Regions from separate parts of the Homo sapiens genome. Here region 2 is linked to region 1. A link is a loop called in an ENCODE intact Hi-C map of the cell type or tissue named here. Cell type or tissue: CD4-positive, alpha-beta T cell. All regions are shown on one strand. Each heading gives the region's core, and the rest is flanking DNA. Links, peaks and the distances in the headings are about the cores only.

Evidence for each region. Hi-C counts contacts between places; a loop is a spot of excess contacts. Peaks named below come from ENCODE experiments on the same cell type or tissue, not always from the same donor. Only the 100,000 strongest peaks of a DNase experiment are listed, where the experiment ranks them.
Region 2: it touches region 1 in a loop (2.4-fold over the local background); 8 of 110 quality-filtered maps call a loop at or near these places.

Annotation. Positions count from the first base shown.
Region 1 is chr7:25,947,895-25,954,105 of GRCh38, forward strand. MIR148A (microRNA 148a) reads right to left here and starts at 2,092; the gene lies at 2,025-2,092. All of the region lies in intron 6 of LOC105375199 (a long non-coding RNA gene), which reads right to left. RefSeq lists an enhancer at 133-202 and silencers at 3,046-3,185, 3,316-3,535, 3,656-3,865. In CD4-positive, alpha-beta T cell, for the core only: no CTCF peak of the experiment used is centred there; DNase peaks (open chromatin) are centred at 2,007, 2,877 and 3,397; H3K4me3 peaks cover 2,070 bases.
Region 2 is chr7:26,058,440-26,063,970 of GRCh38, forward strand. LOC105375199 (a long non-coding RNA gene) reads right to left here. Exons shown (of 7, transcript XR_927114.3): 3 at 3,104-3,258; 4 at 25-375. Among named protein-coding and RNA genes, the nearest start is that of NFE2L3, 91 kb to the right of the region's middle. In CD4-positive, alpha-beta T cell, for the core only: CTCF peaks have their summits at 3,445 (motif pointing left) and 3,645; a DNase peak (open chromatin) is centred at 3,432.

The sequences.
Region 1 (6,211 bases), core at 639-5,638:
GTTTGGTTCATTCACATAAAGTATCTAAAATAAAGACAGGAGTGCCAAGGCCATGCAAAGTAGGTTGCTAGTGATGGTTTCCTTTGCCCAGCGATCTGGGTTAAATGAACACCACGGCCTCCCCAGCGTTCCTTGTTCTTCCTTCCCTGACGTTTATCACCCTTCTGATTATTTTATATTTGTATTGTCTACCTCTTGCATGAGAAAGACCTCCAAGAGGGCAGGGTTCGGGGCCTATTTTGTTCACTGTTGCATTCGTAACGTCTAGAGTAACACCTGATGCTCGGGAGGTGAAAATACACTGATTGCTAAACGACTGAGGTCTATGAGACCATGCCAGGTTTACAGTAAGCACCCCAAGACTGCCGATTTTCCCAGTTCCTATTCCTGGCATCCTTAGCACCAGAGTAAACCACAGCCCTCCTGCTTGGTTAGTCCTTAACTCACTTGTGGTCACAAACAGGAGAAATGCAAATCACTTAAGCATAGAAGTCAAACCAGACTGAATCATGTCAGGGACTCCAAACCTTGCCTTTCTCTGGAGGTGAGAGATCCTGACCTAATTCCTTTGTATGGATGACTACTCTCCCAGTCAACCGCTCCACTCTTTACCTCCCATTCTCTTACAAAGTTGATTTAAGTTTTCTTAAAATTCAGTATATTCAGACTATCTTGTGGAGATGTACAGACATAAGAACTAGGAAAGAGAATCCTCTTCCTCAAGTAAGCATACCTTACATCTCAAATGAACACAAGACGTACTTGAGTTTGGATCACTTTATTTAACTGCACAGAAATAATTCAGCCATTTTTGGGTAAAGGATTGAGGAACAAAAGCAAAGCAGTCACTGATGGAAAAGTGGGAGAATGGATAATGGCCACACAAAAGAGAACACATGCTGCCTTAGGATCAATACACAGCATTTCTGTGAAAAGCAACTGGTAGGTCCTGCCATTAAGCTCTAACATCAAGCAGCTGAATACTTTCTCCCTCATTGAGCCTTCCTCCATTATCATCCCTCTCCCGATGATAAACCACTGGAATATACCTAAGTAAAAAAAATGGTGGCTTTCTTTACCAAGGGCTTCCCAGAGACACAAGCAACCCCCAGGTTTCTGAAGCATCCCATAAAATACATCAGAAGGCCCTTCCCTTACCTGTCAGCACCACGGGCACAGGAACCATTTCCTTTTTTCCCTACCACCCTGCGTCCTGTGCCTGGCCAAAAGCTCATAAAACCAAAACAGGGCAATGTCCATGGAACAGGACTACAATTTGGTGCCAGTCACTGACCCACTATAGAGAGCAGGCTATTGATAGAAACTCACCAACCCAAACCTCCATTCCACTAGGGATGAGAGAGCAGTCTCTCCACCTAAAGGATCTCCACAGCCCAAAAGCATAAATGTCCCCCTCCCCCAGTGGCTTTCAAAATGCTTTCTTGGAAAAAGTTCTTCCTTTCCATTAATAAAACTTACTTTAAAAAACAAAAGTGAACTGCATCTAAATCGGAAGCAGAATTGAGACTAGATCTCCAAACTCAATCCCTGCAGGCTGTCATTTATCCAGCAGGTCGCTTGAGTAAAAGGACCATTATCTGTGGCTTTTGTACAAATACATTTCCTTCTTTAAGGGTAGAGAGTTTAAATTCCTGCAAGGCACTGCACACTAACACACCCATTAATAAATCTGCAGCTCTCCTGGCTCAGTTTAAGTGAGGCCAGTCTTTCAGTACCTGTTAAGCAACCTTGAAAAGTCCAAAGCTTTATTTTTTTCTTCTTTAAACCAAAAAATTCTACAGTCAGGAGTCCACCAGGGTAAGATGAAGAGATTTGGGGGGATTTTGTTCCCATTTACAGGGTTTAACCCACCCGCTTCAAGGGAATTGGTCAAGTTCCTCGTGCTGCACTTGGACCCCCTCTGGCCTTGCCCCTCCCCCAAGGGAAAGGCGCAGCGACGTGGCCACCAGGGCCACTCGGCCTGGCGTCTGGAGCACTGGCGGCATCGGCGACCACAGCCTCTAGAGACAAAGTTCTGTAGTGCACTGACTTCTATCATACTCAGAGTCGGAGTGTCTCAGAACTTTGCCTCAAAAGACCAAACGTGCTGTCTTCCTCCAGAAGTTTCTTCCTGCAGGTGTGTTCCCCCACCCCCCAGCTAAGACAAAGAAGAATAACTCGTTAAAAGCAATTTAGTTCAGGATGCGACCGATAATGGAACGGGTCATTAATTATGGAAAGTTACTGCCGCAGTCAGCAGGAGCAAATGCCCAACAGAAATGGTGTTTTAACAGCCCGATTCGACAAATTCTGGTCGCAATGTCACAGCAAAGGGGCTGCAAGAATCGCACACTCTCCTTCCTTCCTACCCGTCCTCAGATTAGAACCCATTCCTGGTCGAACCCTCACCTCCCTCGGTAGTTATTTAAACTTTTGCCAGCAGCTAACTCACTCTAACTTGTGGCAACTTTTTACCTTCCCATCTGGAAAGCTGGGGGCGGGGGCGCTGCACGAGGACGAATATTCGGAGCTGAAAGAGTTAAACGGTGGGGAACAAATACAGGCCCGGGAAAAGCCCCTAAGATGGGACGACCCAAGAAAGACCCGCTTTGCGGGGCCTCCCCTGAGACCCCCTTCCCCAGCCATTCCCAGTACTCTATTCCCGGTCTTCCAGCCGCCCGCGCCCAGCCCCGGGAACTCGGGTCGAAGTCGTCCCATCCCCTCCGTTCCACCCACCCACTCTTTGGGATTCTCCCTGCCCCATTAGGCAGTGCTTCCCGCGGACCCCGTTCGCGCACAACCTTGCACACAGTCCCCAAGACTGCTCTTCTCCCCCTCCCGGCACCCCCTTTTCCCTGCAGCATAAGCGACCACTCTGTCCCCCATCCTAGCAGACCCCCTCCCCCCACATACCGCACCTGAACAGCTGTTGCGCGCGTGCAACAGGTCTGGAAAGTGCTTTCCCATCTTCCCCCAAACCCCTCGCCACCGTTCCATCCCCCGCCACCCCTAAGAGACAAGGCCGGAGGGGCAGTGGGCTGCGTCCCCCGGGCCGGGGTGCACGGGCGGCTGGCGGAGTGCGGGGCGCCCAGAGGCTCCCGGGGTTGGGGGCGGTGGTCGCGCTGGGCCGGGACACCTTCGCGAGTGGCCCCTCGTGCGCCCGCCGCAGGCTCCCCAGCCTGCCCCTCCAGCGCCGGCCGCCAGGCATTCCCGGGCCGGCTCCCCCCTCGCGCTCCGCTCCGCTCCCTTCCATCTTGACTTTTGCCGACGTGGAAATTTTGGGTTTGGAGACGACCTGCGCTCTTATTGGCTGCCGGCGGGCGGGGTCGGAGGTCACGGCTGCTCTCGCTATTCCGCGCCAAGGGGAGCCGCACAGCGGCTCGTGTCAAGTCAGCAGGTTCCCTCCGCCTCCCCCGGGGTCACGTGCGCCCCGGGCGGGCCCGGGAGACGCCTCCTTATGCAAATAGAGCGGCCGCGCGGGGCTGGGGGCGGGGGCGGGGTGGGCGGTGGCGCGTGGGGGCGGGGGCGGGGGCGCGGCCGGCGCTGGGAGGGCGGGGCGCTCCAGGTGGCCACCTGGCTCGACGTCCCGCCCCGCCCTTCTGCCCACCAGCCTCTGCCAGGCTGCCTGTTCCGCTTCCCGCGACACTCGGGCCGGGCGCTGTCCCCGGCCAGCCCCGCTGGGCCCAGGGAGCCCGCGTTTTGCAAGATGCCCCTGAATGCCCGCTTTCCCCGGAGCCCCCTCCTCCAAACCCAGCCGGAGCCCTGCCTGGGCCCGGTGTCTCCTGGCTGGGGAGGAGGCGGCGGCGAAGCTGCTGCAGGGCAGAGTGCGAAATGGAAACCTCGGGAGGACAGTTTCCTCCCCTGGCAGGGAGTTGAGAACTAAATGCGAGATTCCCGGTAAGGGAATTCTAGGACAAAGCAAAATCAAGAATTCATCAAGGTTAAAAGTCGTTTCTTTTAATAAACTGCCCACCACCCATCCCCAAATAAAAAGAGGCCAAAGAGCTAACTAAAAGTAGTAAAAATGCCAGTTCTGGATTTTTTTTTTTAACACGTCTACAAGGACTAACCGAAAGGCCGGTTTGCCTCCACCCTGACGTCTGCTGGGTACTGGGCACCCGAGACTGAACCAGGGGACACGTCCTCCTCTCCTCATCTAGATGGGGGTGTGACTCGGGGGAGCTCAGAATTCCCTGAGAAGAGGTCACGGGCACGTAGAATCAATTTTAACGTGGTTCCCCAAGCACGCCAAAGAAGATGCTGTTCTAGAAAGAAAGGGAAATTGATGAATGGCCACGTGACCAGGATGTCTTCCTTCCTTCCCTCTCCCCAAGGAAAAGAAAGTAACTGCATTGCAAAGGTAGAGCCCATGTTATAAATCGGACTCTCTGATGCCGGCCTGTAGTCACCAAGGAAAAAGAAGGGGACTGCATTTTAAAAAATATAAATATTTCTGAGAACTGGCCTAGTTATTTTTTCCCTCAGGTAACAAAGTATGTGTATCATCTTTATAATGGTTGCATCTGAAGTCTGACCTGGTGATACAGAAAAACATACATTTTTATGGGAAGATTCTTACCTGGAAAATTCTTCCCATCCACTCTTCTTAATTTACTTTCCTTCTCCCCATTTCCCCCTATGGAAAGATAAATCATTGCTCCTTCCAACTGTTTTATCCTCAAGGATCTTTCTCTCCACTCTCCTTTCTCTTCCCTCTCCACACTTGTTTGTTTATCTGACCATTCGCGGGTTTGCAGGGGCCTCTCCCCAGGCATTGTCTCCTCCAGCCCCCCACCCCCTCCTCGGTCAAGGCCCGGCGGCAGTGCTTGCTGGGGCTCGGAGTTTGTCCCCGCTCTGCTGCCTGTTCTGTTGTGTGCACTGGAATATTGATTTTTCAGTGTGTGTGCGCCGGCTCTGTAAAAATCAATATTTCAGTAGCTCGAGCACAGCGCAGGGCAGTGTAATGGAGCCAGCCTGCTGATGTAACGTGCGGGGTCCACCCTCAGCGATTGAGGTCAGTCAGAAAATGGCAGTGTTTTCCCATTTCATTGTTTGCTTCGGAGAGAAGGAAAGAGTTTGCATACCGTTGTGTACATCAGATTCCAGGATGAGGTAACCTTACTACTGTTGGGTAGCAGACGAACCAAGTTAGAAAAAAGACAACGAGGTGATGATGGAAAACCTCCGGTTATCCTTTGTAAGAACGGATCTTAATAAAATACTGGGGGAGGTGGGGAGTTATTGTCTGCCATCAATCCTACCACATTTCACAATGATAAAATGAAAACAGGCTCACTCCAGGAAAGGGCCAGAGTTTATCTTTTAATACTGGATATGTGGGTGCTTATTATTCCGCAGCCCCTAAAATATGCTTCTGATTAAAAGGACAAGAGATGTTTCGCATGACTTGAGGGGAAAAATTAATAATGGTCCCAACTTGGGGGCTAGCCTCATGACATTTGCAGCAGATGTGGAAAGATAGCTGGCCTTGGAGTCAGGAAGGTGCGTTCTCACCAAGCACCCCTGTAAGGAGAGCTTTTAGTGAGTCAGTTCACCACTCTGGGCCTCAGGGAATTTACCTGTGATTTAAAGGATTAGACTAAATCACCTCTAAATACCTTCTTGCTCTAACACCTATGAGTCTACAGAAGAAATAGTGTTATAGCTAAAACCTTCAAAAACAAAAATACGATTGAGTGTGTACCATGGATAAGAAAAATAGCTTAATACCAAAGGTGTTACAGAAAAAGAAGGCAGAGATGCTCCGACTTCCAGTTGCATGTTTTATTTTCCGTTATATTCCAATGCAGTCTTTCTTAGGGGTAACTTGACCTGGCGTTTCTAATTTTAAGAGTTTTTCCTAATGAAATAATTAATAGCACTAGAAAGATGTTTATCATTGCCAGTAGTACAATATTGAAACATTAGAAACAACGTATGTATTGAATAATAAGGGATTTATTATATAAAATATGGGGAGTGGTATATTTATTGAGTGGACTACAACTATTTAATATGGTGGTGCTGAATGACTATCAAAATATTATGGAAGGTTTGCATTCATTGAGATGTATGTACTATTTAAATCTCTATGTGTCCATGTATGTTTATGTCATAATGGTAACAGATATGGGCTCTGAAGCCAGATGGCTTGAAACCACATCCTGTCTCTGCCACTGGCCAACTCTGTGGCCCTAGCAAGTTGTAAACT
Region 2 (5,531 bases), core at 532-5,531, 110 kb after region 1:
TGCTACCAGATCTTGCCATCTTACCATTTGAAGCTCCTGTGACCATGTTGAACCCACTCGCAACCTGGGTGTGTCTGTGGGAAGCCTGCATCTCACAGGGACATTAACACCCCTGCTGGGAGACTTAGCGATTCAGACAGGAAGTTTCATCCTCAAAATCAAGTCTCATATGCACCCTTCCATGTTCCACTGTGCCTTCAAGATGTGTGAATCAGCTTGCTGCTTCGGCAGCAGAACGTGGAGACAGCTTTCCACCCCCGGTTTTCCACGGGGCAATACACGGACCATCGTGTGAGCTGGCGGTGCAGAAGCATAAAGCTCCTTGGCCATCATTCCGTTCACAATCATTCCGTTCACAACAGGGCCATGCTGCATCTGGGGAAAGGCCGGTGATCATGTGAGCATGAGTGGTCATGGTCTATAAGGAGGATACAAAAGAATCTCGGAAATAGACACCATTTATTCACCAGTTCCTACTAGAAGAAATAAGTTTTGAGCCCTTCAACTAAAATAATGTGAAGAAATATTCCTGAAGTTAGATAGGCAGAGGATTAGGAATGTGGGAAGATGCTTGACTGAAGGTTCAACCGATCTCCTGTGTTTAATTTATTAATATGGAGTTCTAGCTGGGCATCTGATACTCAAAGACAAGGGAACAAAGCTTCACAGCCTGTTACAGCTTTGGACTTGGCCCAGGCTCATGCCCATCTCCAAAGCGGTCAAGTCCTATTTGTCCTATAAGAAGCACCTGCTGGCCAGGAGCAGTGGCTCACACTTGTAATCCCAGCACTTTGAGGGGCCAAGGCAGACAGATCACGAGGTCAGGAGTTCGAGACCAGCCTGGCCAACACAGTGAAACCCTGTCTCTACTAAAAATATGAAAATTAGCTGGGCGTGGTGGCGGGAGCCTGTAATCCCAGCTACTTGGGAGGCTGAGGCAGGAGAATCGCTTGAACCCGAGAGGCAGAGGTTGCAGTAAGCTGAGATCGTACCGCTGCACTCCAGCCTGGGTGACAGAGCGAGACTCCACCTCAAAAAAAAAAGATGCACCCGCCGTTGACAACCTCCCCAGGCTTCTCATCTATGAGTCATCCACCCTCCCCAAACTCCTCACCATTTATACATGCCTCCCTCGAGACCCTCATCCCTGTGTCCATTCAATTTTAGCAGTTTATGTACACGTCATATCCTCTTTTCAATCAGAAGTAACTCGAGGGCCCTCGCATTTTGGCTCGTATATACTAAGTACTCAGTAAACACCTTGGAAAATGAGTGAATGGCTGTTTAATACCTATTAAAATACAGAGACCAAACGTACACTCGCCCCTCCGGATCTCACTTGGGGAGCAGTGCCTTTGTGCTCAGGAGGGCTGCCATGTTCCTAAATACTTCGGAATACACAGAATTCTGGTATGCTTTCTAGAGACCAGATATACCCAAGCTTCAGCCCAATTTCAGTTTTTAAAAACAGGATCAAGAGGGCCAGATGTGGTGGCGCATGCCTGTGATCCCAGCATTTTGAGAGGCCTTGGAGGGCAGATCACCTGAGGTCAGGAGTTCGAAACCAGCCTGTCCAAAATGGTGAAACCCCATCTCTACTAAAAATACAAAAATTAGCTGGGTGTGGTGGTGCACACCTGTAATCACAGCTACTCAAGAGGCTGAGGCACAAGAGTGGCTTCAACCTGGGAGGCAGAGGTTGCATTGAGCTGAGATTTTACCACTGAACTCCAGCCTGGGTGACAGAGTGAGACTCTGTTTCAAAAAAAAAAAAAAAAACAAAACAAAACAAAAAACAGGATCAAGATTTACGCCTTCCTGAAGAAGTTGAGTCTGGGGTCACAGTCATTAGTATCATGCTTCATAATGACCTTAAGCCTCTTTCAAGTGTGTGATATTCTATTAGGTTGATGCAAAAGTAATTGCGGTTTTTGCCATTCTTTTTTTTTTAAAAAAAAGGCAAAAACCGCAATTACTTTTGCATCAACCTAATATATGCACAGTTTCATAAGCTCTCTGAGGGCAGGACTTCTGTCTATTCTGTTGATGTTATTGTTACCCACACACACTACCTTGTAAGGAAGTCTGCCCACACTGGGCAAACATTAACTATTGACTAAGCGTATCATTTTATTTTAACACAATTAGGAAGCCCTGCATTCCAAGGAACCCCTTTAGCCAAAAGCTGCTGAGTTAGGTCACCAGACTCAGCACACACCTTTTCTAATCTGCTTCTTCAGTCCCTATGAGCCATACAATGCATTCTCTCCTGCCTAGAGTTGGCAATTTCAATTATTTCTTTTCCAGAAAGAAATAAAAGTGTCTGGACTGAAATAGATTTCCCTGTTTGGAAACTAATGCAGTGAGGGGTCTATTTGTTACAAACACTGATAGGCAGCCTTCTCCACAGAGGTGAGCCGTCCTTTCCCATGGGCTCCTCTTTGCTCCTTCCTCTACAGGAATCCATCTACTCTGGTTCATGTACAGAAGGTTACTGTGGTTTTTCCAGGAAACTGCTGCCTGATGAGGGAGGCAAATTTTCTGTGTACAAATTTGAGGACCATTTGTGCAGAAACAGACATAAGTAACAGAATATAAGCCATATTAATGTTTTTATGACTATACTTGGGCCTTCTCAACAATGGTTAAGTGTTGCCAAACTAGCTTTACTTAGTGTTGGCAGGACAGGAGCTGTAATATATAGTTCTTTTTGTCTTGGCAATAAGTCTGGCACTCCTGCCAGAATCTACTCTAAAGGAAATGAACCAGAGACAATAAGTCCATTCAAATGCACTAGCGATTTCTTCCAGCAGGGATTTTTCAATTTCTAAGTTGATACAAATTTTAAAACCACCTATTTTAAGTAGGGAGTGGGAGTTTTATTTTCCAAAAGAAGATGTTATATTTACCAATGTATTTCTGACATCTGTCCGCAACAAGAAATATTATAGTGCCAGGTAATTGAGAAGGTGTCAGAACAAAACAAACATAAAACAAACAAAAACAGAGAGAGATGTATTCCTTTCAAAAGGATGTAAACACAAAATATAATTGATGGGCTTCATTCAGTCAGCCGTTTAATTTGCGGTGTTTAAGTACTTACATAAAATGACATTACTGCTGTGCTATTGTCTCGCTGGTTCCATGCATTTTATTTATGACCATGTGTCTTTGTGAGTGAATAAAAAAATGTGGAGTTGCTAGCAGCAAACCTTACACATTTCAAAACCCAAAACCAAGAAATCCTTGAAGGACCACCTATAAAAAAAAACTTTGTTAACACAAGGTTCAATATTTGCCTGGGTTGGCACAATCCTACTTGGAGGGGAAAAAGGAGGCGGATTTTTCTGGCTTTAGGAGGCGGGATTTCAGGTAAACCACTGTGAAGGTGCCTGTCTACGCCTCTGAATTCTAGAGCCTAGAGCCCCCTGCTGGCTGAAGGAGGAAGAGACCTGAATGGACCCGATGGCCATCATTTCAAACTCCTCATTTTCCCCCCAGGTCATTCATTCATGCAGCAAATATTCGTTGAGGCTTGCTCTGTGCCAGGCACTGTTCTAGGCTCTGGGGATAATCTGTTCAACAAAACATACAGGTCTTTGCCTTACTGGAGTTTACACTGCAAAAAAAGAATTCAAATGGCCGGACGCGGTGGCTCACACCTGTAATCCCAACACTTTGGGAGGCCGAGGCGGACGGATCACCTGGGGTCAGGAGCTCGAGACCAGACTGGCTAGCATTGCAAAACCCCATCTCTACTAAAAATACAAAAAATTAGCCGGGCGTGATGGTGCACACCTTTAGTCCCAGCTACACGGGAGGCTGAGGCAGGAGAGTCACTTGAACCCCAGGAGGCAGAGGTTGCAGTAAGCCAAGATCACGCCATTGCACCCTGGGCGACACAGCAAGACTTCATCTCAAAAAAAAAAAGGAAAAGAAAACCAAATAACCATAAACTATAATGTCACATAGAAATTGATACTAACAGATAAACTATGAATCACAGCACAGCAGGGAGAGGAAGTAAAGAGTGATGGGAGGATGATGTATTTTTAGACAGAAGAACTGAATAAATAAAATGAAGAAGAGGGAGAAATTGGTAGGAGGGGCTTCCAGGAAAGGGGCGGAGCGAGTGTGAGAGCTGGGCGGGGGTCAGGGAGTGCACGGAGCAGTTAGCAGTGCAGAAGGCCCCGGTAGCTGAGCGATGAACCGAAACTTAAAAATGAGCTGAGCCCAATGATGCGGAGCCTTACATGGTAAGAATTTTGGATTTTACAGTAATCCACGGAGAGGCTTGAACAGAGAATTAACTAAATTTGCTTTCCATTCTAAATAGACCATTCTGTGTGCAACAAGAACTAACTGCGAGTGTGAAATCTGAGAGGCCCATTTTGGAGGCTACTGCCATCATATTTCAAACAATTCAATCAATGAATTTCACCAAACTGAAATTCCTGCTGTTTACAACAAGGTTCAGAGAAGAATAAAATATCTTGGTCTCTGCCCTCAGAGAGCTTTCAATCAACTTGGGAAAATAAGATAGGCACACTTCAAATTAAACTTACGAGAGACAGTGAAGGATTGTTCTGGCTTGTACACAAGAGCAATAATAATGAAGATGAAAAAGGTGGTGTCACCAGCAGCCAAGCACCAGCTTGAGGCAGTTTAGCTTCATGGTTAAGAGCACAAGCGCTAGAGCCAGGCTGCTGGGGTTCAGAATTCTGGTGTCATTTACTAGCTGTGTGACCTCTGGCATGTGCCTTGGTTTTCTCTGTGCCTCAGTTTTATGACCTGTAGAATGGATCTAATAATAGGACCTTCCTTATAGGGTTGGTATGAGGAATAAATGTGTGTCAATGTTGTGTAGAAGGTGTTTACATCAGTGTTAGGTAATTTACCAAAACTACTCAAAAGGAAGAAATGTCTCCGAAATCATTATTACTGCAGTAGGTCAGATGTGGTGTGATAGTGACTTACATATCAGTTGTGGAAACAAAATAAAAGGGGCAGTATTTCTGGAAGGTTAACTTAGAAGGTTTGATGACAACAAGATGGTAAATGAAGCATACAAAGGGGTTCAAGATGAACATGAGATCTCAAGCGTAATGATTAGGAAAACAGTAGAAAGGAGAGAAAAAGAGAATTCAGGATGGGAAATTGGTTTGAGAGGCAGGGCAGGTTGGATTTCAGGCATACTGAGTTTGAAGTGGACAAGTGATTAGAAATGTCAGACTAGGGCTCAGAAGAGAGATCAAGGGTATCCTTATGGATTGGAACCTCTTCCTTTGGGGGCTATCTTTGAAGCCATGGAGATGACAGATAACTAAGACAGAAGTGGCTGAAAAAAAAGAGCTCTAAGAATGAAATTTAGGAGACATGACCATAGTTATGGATTAGAAAAGAGGCTGAAGAGGCCGGGCATGGTGGCTCATGCCTGTAATCCCAGCACTTTGGGAGGCCTAGGCAGGCGGGTCACCTAAGGTGAAGAGTTCAAGATCAGTGTGGCCAACATGGTGAAACTCCATCTCTAC